Regions from separate parts of the Homo sapiens genome. Here region 2 is linked to region 1. The links are chromatin loops, found by intact Hi-C in ENCODE. Cell type or tissue: adrenal gland. All regions are shown on one strand. Region 1 holds the start of EFNB3 (ephrin B3). Region 2 overlaps DNAH2 (dynein axonemal heavy chain 2).

Evidence for each region. Hi-C counts contacts between places; a loop is a spot of excess contacts. Peaks named below come from ENCODE experiments on the same cell type or tissue, not always from the same donor. Only the 100,000 strongest peaks of a DNase experiment are listed, where the experiment ranks them.
Region 2: it touches region 1 in a loop (2.9-fold over the local background); 2 of 110 quality-filtered maps call a loop at or near these places.

What each region holds. Positions count from the first base shown.
Region 1 is chr17:7,701,173-7,706,172 of GRCh38, reverse strand. It overlaps WRAP53 (WD repeat containing antisense to TP53), which reads right to left. Exons shown (of 11, transcript NM_001143992.2): 6 at 4,624-4,714; 7 at 4,384-4,516; 8 at 3,621-3,829; 9 at 3,327-3,430; 10 at 3,046-3,180; 11 at 2,671-2,930. The coding sequence ends at 2,687. EFNB3 (ephrin B3) reads right to left here and starts at 971. Exons shown (of 5, transcript NM_001406.4): 1 at 453-971. The coding sequence starts at 574. RefSeq lists enhancers at 1-593, 2,278-2,357, 1,487-2,378, 2,379-3,272 and a silencer at 2,288-2,582. In adrenal gland, no CTCF peak of the experiment used is centred here; DNase peaks (open chromatin) are centred at 320, 770, 1,577, 2,326 and 1 weaker place; H3K4me3 peaks cover 922 bases; H3K27me3 peaks cover 1,555 bases.
Region 2 is chr17:7,772,343-7,777,342 of GRCh38, reverse strand. It overlaps DNAH2 (dynein axonemal heavy chain 2), which reads right to left. Exons shown (of 86, transcript NM_020877.5): 29 at 2,367-2,584; 30 at 2,001-2,102; 31 at 1,194-1,319; 32 at 454-564. Among named protein-coding and RNA genes, the nearest start is that of DNAH2, 57 kb to the right of the region's middle. In adrenal gland, no CTCF peak of the experiment used is centred here; no DNase peak of the experiment used is centred here.

The DNA.
Region 1 (5,000 bases):
ACCCCCTTGCCTCCCATCTCGGATGCGCAGTCCCTCTGGGGGAGGGAGGCACCCTGCCCTGCCTTCCCCTCAGCGACTCGCAGCACCTAATCTGCAGCTCTCTCCTGAGAGCTGACAGTAACCAGGCTCCCTCCAAGCCCAGCCCCCGACGCAGGCCTCCCACAGATCCAAATACCCACCTCACTGCCCTCCCGGCTACCCATGAACTTTCTTCTCCTTGCCCCTTTGGGGTCTCCAAACTCCTGACATCCATAGCACCACCCGCATCCAGCTCTGCGTGGGACCCGGAGTCTGGCTCCCAAGATCACCTGTCTAGTAACCCATCACACATCAGAGCACCAGCACCTTCCCTCCCGCCTCCTCCCTGCCCACAGAAGCCCGCCTCCAAGCCCCCAGAGCTTCCCTACCCACTGCCCTAGGGTCTGGGATCTCCCCAGCCGCAGGCCACTCACCTCTTATTCGCCGAGTTCCAGTAGACAGGCTCCAGGCTGAGCCCAGACACCAGCCCCAAAACCCCCAGCAGCAGCAGGGCCCCGACTCGCACGCCCCCCGGCCCAGAATGGGGGGGCCCCATGACCCCGCCAAGGCCTGGGGGGCGGGGCACCAACTCCCCCAAAGTCGCCCACCCCCCGGGGTGGCTGCCTTGGCTGCCTGGCTCTTCAGCCCGGACCACCCCGGTAGCTGATGCCCCCAGCGCCCACGCGGACCTGCTTCCTGCTGTGCCCGCGCCCCCGCGGCAGAGCGCTCAGCCCCACCAGAGCCCTTCCAGGGGCCGTCTGCAGGCGCCCTACGCGCCCCCGGCCCACGCGCCAGCACCCCGGGATCTGTGAGCCCGCCTAAGTGGGGGACTGGGGGAGCCGGGGACCGGGCGGGGGCGGCATGGGGCGCCGGACCAGGGAGCGAGGAAGGGGGCGCCGAGCCGGAGCCCCAGCCTCGCTGGGATTGAGGGCAGCGGGCTAAGGGAGGAAACCAGTCCCGAGCCCAGGAGGGGGGAGTTAAAGGAGAGGCGGGGAGGGGCAGAGGATGGTGGAGGGAAAAACCGGAGCTGGAGCTCGAGGCGGAGCGGGCGGCAGCATCCCGCGGCCCACGCCCCCCACACCTCCCTCACCTCGCGCACCTCCCGCCCGCCGCCCCGCCTCAGCCCCCGGCGCGGGCTGTCACGCCCCCTTTGTCTCTCCGAGCCTCTGGCTCCGGCTGAGTTCTGCCCGGCTCCCCTCCTGCCCTCCGATCGCCCAAGCTGCTGGAATCTTCCTCTCTCGAATCCAGAAAGGCTCTCGCCCTCTCCACCCCGAGGAACCCACCCCTTTCGCTCCCGCAGCCTCCTCCTCCATCCCAAAACAACACCGCTGCTCCCGGCAGGTTTGGAGAGAATAATAATAACCTTGAAGGCTTGGCGCTTTACAAAGTGCGGCGGAGCTGATCGTCACGACTACCTGTGTGAAGTGGGAGGGGCAGAGCTAACGATCCCATTGCAGAGATGAGGAAACTGAGGCTCAGGGAGGCCCCGTGACTTGCCCAAGGTCACACAGGAAGTCTGGGATAAAGCTAGAAACCAAACCCAGGCTGCGCACCTCCCACTCTTGGGGTCTCTTTTGTCACTGCTCCATGGACCAAGTGCTGTTGTTACCTGGGGGTTAGTGAAAAACAAGAGTTTAGGGGATACACTTGGGTCTTTCCTAGATGGCTGGGGGGAGAAGCGGGGCTGGGAGAAGAAGGGGCGTACCTACAACCCCAAACCGGCGCTGCGCAGGAAGGGCTGTTTCCAATTATCCTGGGGGAAGGGAGGAGTTGCCTTTTCGGGTGTAAGAGCCCTGGCTTTCAGCACCTCTGGGCAGGGGTGACATTCCTCTCCCTCTCAAGCCTCCCCAGGCCTTTCGTCCCTTCCCTTTGATTGTGAGGTCCAAAATCACATCCCCTGCTGGCAGTATTTCTTCAAAGTCCCCCCATTCTCAGTGTTTGGGAAGGTGTTGGGGGGAGGAGGGAGGAGTCACTGCTTCAAATGACACACTCGTCCCCCACCCCCAAAGACAGAGCAGACAAATGGAGAAACAAGCCCAGCGACAGCCGCTGAATGAATAAGACCCTCGCCGCGCCCCGCATGGAACAGCAATATCAAAGGTGACGACTGTATTTTTCAACACCTTTACTCTTTTATGTGTGTCCTTGACTCTGGCAACTGGGTTGTCTGCCTCCTGGGGAGCCCCGGGGAGCGGAGGAGAGTGCTCCTGCTCCCCTCAGAGCTGAGTAATGGTCCCCATGCTGCTGGAGAATGGCAAACAGTGTGGAGTGTGGGCGACAGGCGCCCTGTCACTGTCTGCACAGTCTCACACGGTCACACCCAACAGTCTGACCCAGCTCCTGCTCAGCCCCGCTCACCCTGACCCCTGCCGCCCCCACCTTGGGAGTGAGATTTCAAACAGGTTTCCCCCTTCAGTTTACCAAGTTGCCTAGCAACCAACCAGTCAATGGCATGAAGCCCCACCCCCACCCACTTGACTTCACACCAAGCTCAGCCGCCCCATTGGCTCCTGCCTGGTCCCACCTCTCAACGCCTGGTTTCAGGACCAATATGCCATACCCACTGCTGCTGGACCAGGGAGCCCGCCAGTCCCCCTGCCTGGTCCCCCACCTCACTCATATGCCCCCCCAAAACAGACACGAAGACTCTAGTATCATAAAAACCTTTTTATATCAGCTCACCCACACCTCCCTCCGTTCCTCCCTGCCCTTTCTCGCCCTGGTGATCATCAGGGATGCTGGAGTCTGGCGCCCCCCCACACCACCAGAGCTGAAGCCGACATTCAAGGTGGACGTGGCGCGTGGAGAGCAAGGGAAGGCCCAGCTCCTCTCCTTCGTCCCCACTCTCTGTGGGCTCAGGAAACACACGCTGACCGGAGGCAGTGGCCAGGAGAGGCAGGCTAGGGTGCAGGCTGAGGGAGAGATGGGGAGGGTCTATCAGTGCCTTCAGTGAGGACACTTGCTCCCTCTGGGATTCACCTCCCTCCCCAACCCAAGCCCCAACATCTCTGGAATTGAACTGAGGACCTCACGCCATTGGTGCAGTCCTTCTGGGGCAGAAAACTCAACACGGGCTCCGGCTTCCCATCATTGCCAGGCCCGTCCGTGTCCCACACAGAGACAGCCCCGCTCGTGCTGCCACTCACTAGGAACTGCCCGGTCCTGCGAGAGAGAGGAGAGATTTGCTGGCAGAGGCCTCACCCCTGGGGCAGGAACCCCTCACACCCAGGGACTGGGACCCTACAGCTGGGCTCTGGCATTCCTAGGCTTATCAGGGCCCTGTGTAGGAAGGAGTCACAGCCACTCACGGGTCCAGATCGAAGTAGATGCGCTGATTGGTGGTCACCTCTCGACCCAGGGACCACAGTGGGTAACCAGACTGCCGGAGATCCCAGCACAGGAGCTCAGCATCCTGGAGACAAGGAACAGGACCTGGAGTCACCCCCAAAGCCCTGGATGTCCCTGCCTCCCTCGGGGTCTCCAGGCACTCCTTCAGCTTGGGATTTTTTCCCCATCCCCACCCATTCCCCTACACTGCAGACTACATCCCTGCTCCTGCCCCGCTGCCCAGCTGCTTTGGGCTCTCAGGGTGTGACCCCTACCTTGCGGGCTCCTGAGAAGAAGCGGTTGCCATCGGGATGAAAGCAGAGGTGGGTGATGCCCCCTTGGTGCCCTCCCAGCAAGGCGAGAGGGGAGCCATCATCCCAGGCATACAGACCCAGGGAGCGGCCGTAGGAGCCACAGGCATAGAGGGGCTGGGCTGGGCTGAAGGCTATGCAGGAGATGATGCCGCTCTGGCCCTGCTTTTTTGCTAGAGAGGGAAGGAACAAAGTGGGGGAGGGGGCAATGGCTCCTGGCACTAACCAGGCTAAGCAGAGGTCTGTCTCCCGTCCCAGCACCAACATGCTTGGACTCAACATCCCCCCCATGCTGTCTGTCACAAGCAGGACAAAGACCTCTGATGCTCCCCACATCTATCCTCCCAAAGGACCTAAATGCCCAAGCCCCACTTCATCCCTCTCAAATCCCAGTTCTTCCTTGGAGAGATGCAAGTTGAAGGCCTACAGGAAAACGGAATCAGCTTTATCAACAATTTTCTAGAAAGATTTCAGAGACCAAAAGCTCCACAGCTGACAGGGTATGAGTTCAGGAAGGAAGCAGTCCTTTGACCAGCTGGTTGGCCTTGGGAAGGTTTCCTACCTGCTCTGAGCCTGTTTGCTCCTCTGCCGACTGGGCTGCACCTGCTCCCGGGGCCGTACAGAGGACGGCGTGAACCCCCACAGGTGGCCCCCGGCTCACAAAAGGCCCCTGTGCAGGTGGCAGTGCCCTTCCCTCTCCTCCTCCCTTGGAGGCACAGATGCTTACCAAATGTGGCTCGGACCTCGCAGTCTCGGCCAGGCCGGGCCGTGGAAAAAACACGCACAGTCCGGTTGAAGCCACAGAAGAGCTGGGAGCCATCCGGGGAGAAGCAGAGCGAATGGGCTGCCGTCAGCTCATCCTGGGGGAAGGAAAGGGCTGAAAACAGGTCTTGCAAAGCCTCAGCTGCCCTCAAGGAAGGAGAGCCGGGCCAGTACGAGTGCTGGGGCTGAGTATGGCGGTCCCTACCAGGTGGTTGTAGGCGCGAAAGGAAGCCCGGAGCTCTCCAGTGAATGCGTCCCAGATATGAATCGGGTTCTCCCGGCTGCTGCTGGCCACGCTGAGAGAGACATGGACACTGAAACCCCGGTGCTGTCAAAGGAAGGGGAGGAATGGCCGGGCACAGTGGCTCATGCCTGTAATCCCAGCACTTTGGGAGGCCAAGGCAGGTGGATCACTTGAGGTCAGGAGTTCGAGACCAGCCTGGCCAACATGGTGAAACCCTGTCTCTACTAAAAATACAAAAATGAGGCTGGGTGTGGTGGCTCATGCCTGTAATCCAAGCACTTCAGGAGGCCAAGGCAGGTGGATCACCTGAGGTCAGTTCGAGACCAGCCTGGCCAACG
Region 2 (5,000 bases), 71 kb before region 1:
CACCTGCTGTAACTCCTGGTAATTCTGCTCTACCACGGACTGCCCCCACTGGACTTCCATCATAAAGCACCCTCGCTCTGGCCCTTTTCCACCAGCTCACCTCTAATTCTGACTGCTCCCTCCCTGCAATTCTAGCTCCAGGCCTAGCCCATACTTGCAGAGCACCCACCTACTTTTTTCTTTTCTTTTCTTTTCTTTCTTTTTTTTTTTTTTTGAGACAGAGTCTTGTTCTGTCGCCCAGGCTGGAGTGCAGTGGTACGATCTTAGCTCACTGCAGCCTCAACCTCCTGGGTGTGCCACCAGCTAATTTTTGTATTTTTTGGTAAAGAAGGGGTTTCGCCATATTGCCCAGGCTGGTCTCGAACTCCTGGGCTCAAGCGAGTGGGCTCCTACCACCTCTGCCTCCCAAAGTGCTGGGATTACAAGCATGAGCCAGTGCGCCCAGCCTCTCACCTGGTTCTTCTTCATGACCTTGAGGATTTTCTTGTCTGCCCGCTCCTTCGCTGTCAGCAGGCACTTGGTGACATCAGCCGTCCACTGGATCTGACTGGCAGTGATCACCACCTGGGGATGTGCAGAAGCCACGTCCCAAAGCCCTGTCCTTGGCTACACGCACAGCCCAGCTCCCAAGTCCCAGCTAATTCAAGAACCATGTGCCTCTCCCAACTGCACCCAATCTGCTCTGAAGGATGGGACATGGGCCTCAGGTCAGGAGCTAAGGGTCCAGCTTGGAGTGTACCAGAGCCACAGCTCAGAAAGGGGGGTAAGAAACCACACTGTGTGAGACTCAAGATTCTGTCTTTCCACTGGCCACCTCCTTTTAACTCCATCTTCTCGTTCCCTCATTTCTTCATTTCTTTCTTTTTTTCTCTTTTTTTAGACAGAGTCTTGCTTTGTCACCCAGGCTGGAGTGCAGCGGCACAATCTCGGCTCACTACAACCTTCACCTACTGGGTTCAAGCTATTCTTCTGCCTCGGCCTCCTGAGAAACTGGGACTACAGGAGCACACCACCACACCAGATAATTTTTTGTATTTTTAGTAGAGACGGGGTTTCACCATGTTGGCCAGGCTGGTCTTGAACTCCTGACCTCAAGTGATCTGCCCACCTCGGCCTCCCAAAGTGCTGGGATTACAGGCGTGAGCCACCGTGCCCAGCCCCTTGTTCCCTCACTTCTGTTGACCCCAGCTCACCTGGCCAGCCCACTCCTTCACCCATTTGTCCCTCTTGTTGAGGAACTTCCTGAGGGCCAGGTGGCAGTTCCGGAGAAGGTCCCGCAGGGTCACCCTCATGGTCTGTTCCACATCGCCAAGCCAGGACTGGGGGGAGGTGGGAGAATAGGGCAGCTCAGCCTGAGGGGGCACGGCCAAGGTCCTCCACAGGGAAGGCACTTATGGAGCAGCACTTCAGGGCTTTGTACCCAGAGAAAAGCGGGAATGGCCAACAGCTGGCTTGCGTTCCTGAGAGAAATGGAGGCTAGGAGGCAGATGATCTGACTTTCAGAAGGAAATTTCGGTTCAGAGCAGAGATGGTCATTGTCAGGAATGGCAGGTGAGATGGGAAAGAGTGACTAACGGCCATTTAAAGAGGTCTTCTCTCCTCATGGAGCCAGTTGAACTTTCTTTTTTTTTTTTTTTCTTTTTTTTTTTTTGGTTTTGAGACGGAGTTTCACTCTTGTTCCCCAGGCTGGAGTACAATGGCGCAATCTCAGCTCACCACAACCTCCGCCTCCCAGGTTCAAGTGATTCTCCTGCCTCAGCCTCCCGAGTAGCTGGGATTACCAGCATGCGCCACCGCGCCCACCTAATTTTGTATTTTTAGCAGAAACGGGGTTTCTCCATGTTGGTCAGGCTGGTCTCAAACTCCCGACCTCAGGTGATCTGCCCACCTCAGCCTCCCAAAGTGCTGGGATTACAAGTGTGAGCCACTGCGCCCGACCCAGGTGAACTTTCTGTAGGAAGAAGAATCAGCTAGGTCCTCAGACCCTCACCACAACTCACCTCCACAGGGCCTTCTAAAAATACTGAGTGGAGGAAGTCAATGTACTCGCCGTCGCCCGAGAACATCCCCACAGCTTCCCATTTGCTGCTGGGCCCTCCAACCTGCAGAAAGCAGAAGCTACTCAGAGCCTGGCCTGCCCACCCTTGGTGTCCGCCTAGAAGTCCTGGGGCCTTTTGAGGATAATTACTGCTCCTCTCCCCTCCTCTCAATATTACCAATTCTAAGAAGTTCTATCCCCCTGAGAATTGAGAATCATTAATTAACATGGCCCTCCTTTTGGGAGGGCAGGGTCCCCTCCAAAGCTTTTCATACCCCAACACCCTCCCTTCGCCACCCAGCATCTCACTGTGGCCACTTCTACTGACCTTCTGGATTCTCAGCAACTTGATGTTGTCAAAGCATTTTTTGAGGTGTGGCTGCACAGCCTCTGGGTTTCGGGACTGGCCCAGAATCTCCAGCAGGTCATCATTGGACAAGAAGTAGAAGCGGGGGAAAATATGTCGCTTGGTCTCTAAATACATATCCAGAGATTTCTGAATATCTTCCAGGATTGTATTCATTTCTATCAATGTGTCCAGGAGGCCTGGGAAGAAGAGCGATGAATGACATTTGATTCATTTCCACTGCCCTGGGCGGATCTGGATGCCCCAACTCTGTGTTCTTTGCCAGCTCTTGAACAGTGGGGCACAGACTGCCATGAGGGTTTCTGGACGCAGAGAAGTATCCCCAGACTGTCTAACATGCTCAACCCATTCTCTCTGTTAATTCATTACAGTATTCATTATGCACTATTGTACATGTTACCGTTTATGCATTGATACATCATATATGATTTCATTAATACAGTAATTCCCCCTTATCCACAGTTTCACGTCCCATGGTTGCAACTACCTGCAGACAACTGTGGTCCGAAAATACTGAATGGAAAATTCCAGAAATAATCCCTAGGTTTTAATTGCACACTGTTCTGAGTAGTGTGATGCAATCTCTCACCATCCTGCTCTGTCCCCCAGGATGTGAATTATCCCTCTGTCCAGCGTCTCCATGCTGCGGAGGTTCCCTGCCCGTGAGTCACTTAGTAGCCCTCTCGGTTATCAGATCGACTGTTGCGACATCACAGCAGTGCCTGTGTTCAAGTGACCCTAATGTCACTTAATAATGTAAGCAAAAGTGCAAGAGTAGTGATGCTGCCAATTCAGATACACCAAAGAGAAGCCGTAAAGTGCTTCCATAAACAGCTTCCTTCCTTTAAGTGAAAAGGTGAAAGTTCTCAACTGAGTTTGCTGAGATCTACAGTAAGAATGAATCTTCTGGCCTGGCACAGTGGCTCATGCCTGTAATCCCAATACTTTGGGAGGCTGAGGTGGGTGGATCACTTGAGGTCAGGAGTTCAAGACCAGCCTGGCCACCATGGTAAAATCCCATCTCTACTAAAAATACAAAAATTAGCCAGGCGTGGTGGCGGGTGCCTGTAATCCAAGCTACTCGGGAGGCTGAGGCAGGAGAATTGCTTAAACCCAGAAGGCAGAAGTTGCAGTGAGCCGAGATTGTGCCACCGCACTCCAGCCTGGGCGACAGAGCGAGACTCCGTCTCAAAAAAAAAAAGAAGAAAAACAGAATATGAATCTTCTATCTGTGAAACTGCGACGAAGGAAAAAGAAATTCATGATAGTTTTGCTGTCACACCTCAAACTGCAAAAGTTACAGCCTCAGTGCGTAATAAGTGCTTAGTTAAGATGGAAAGAGCATTGAATTTATGGGAGGGAGACACGAACAGAAACATGTTCTGATTGATGGCAATTGGGTTCACTACTATCTGAGGTGTCAGGCATCTACTGGGGGGTCTTGGAACATATCCCCAGTGGGTGGGGGGGACACTGTATAACACACCCACCTAAGAACTTGGGGGTCCGTCTTCCTAGATTTCCCATAGGCAAAAAAGAAAAGAAGGGCTGGAGGAAGAACTTGGGGATCCACTGGCCAACCCAAGAGCTTCTGAAAAGTAGAGATTACCCTCCACTTACACAATCTAGCAAGCTAAATAATTTTATTTAGATACATGGCATGTGCACACAGTGAAAGAAATCTGCAAGGACTGGGGTTGCCAATGTCCTTCATGTCATAGCAGAAAGAGTCCCAGAGCAGGCGGCAGAAGACCCCCAATCAGATAGTAGTTCTTTCACTTACTGTCATGTCAATTCACCTCACTGAGTTTTGACCTTTTTGTGTACAAAATGGCAATAAAATCCATCTCAAAAACCAACGTGAGGCTGGGTGTGGTGGCTCATGCCTATAATCCCAGCACTTTGGGAGGCCGAGGTGGGTGGATCACTTGAGGTCAGGAGTTCGAGACCAGCCTGACCAACATGGTGAAACACCGTCTCTACTAAAAAAATACAAACTTAGCTGGGTGTGGTGGCACACGCCTGTAGTCCCAGCTACTTGGGAGGCTGAGGCAGGAGAATTGCTTGAACCGGGAGGTGGAGGTTGTGGTGACCTTAGATCATTCCATTGCACTCCAGCCTGGGCAACGAGAGCAAAACTCCGTCTTAAAAAACAAACAAACAAACAAACAAACAAACAAACAAAAAACCAATGTGAGTAGTAATTGAAATGTATTCACATCAGTAGCTTCTCAATAATGTTAGTTTCCTCCCAGCCTACAGCCCCATACCTCAGGCCTTGATTGATTTTCCCCTTGTCTTCCCAGTTCCTAGCTTTCTGAAGAAAGGAGGGACACTAGTGAGTGTGAACTCAGAGGTGACCCTCATGCCTTCAAGCACAGGGTCTACAGGCTGTTGGATCCTTTGAGTCAAACCTGAGTGACCCCTGGAGATCACAGGCATGCTCAGTAGCCGTGGACAAGATGGATTTGTTCTGTGCATTCAACAAAGGGATCATTGTTTTTTTGGCTTTGCTTATAAATTGTTACGGAATATAATTCTGTCAATTATTTCAAATAGTATCAGTTGTTGTCATTCAACTTTGCATACCATAAC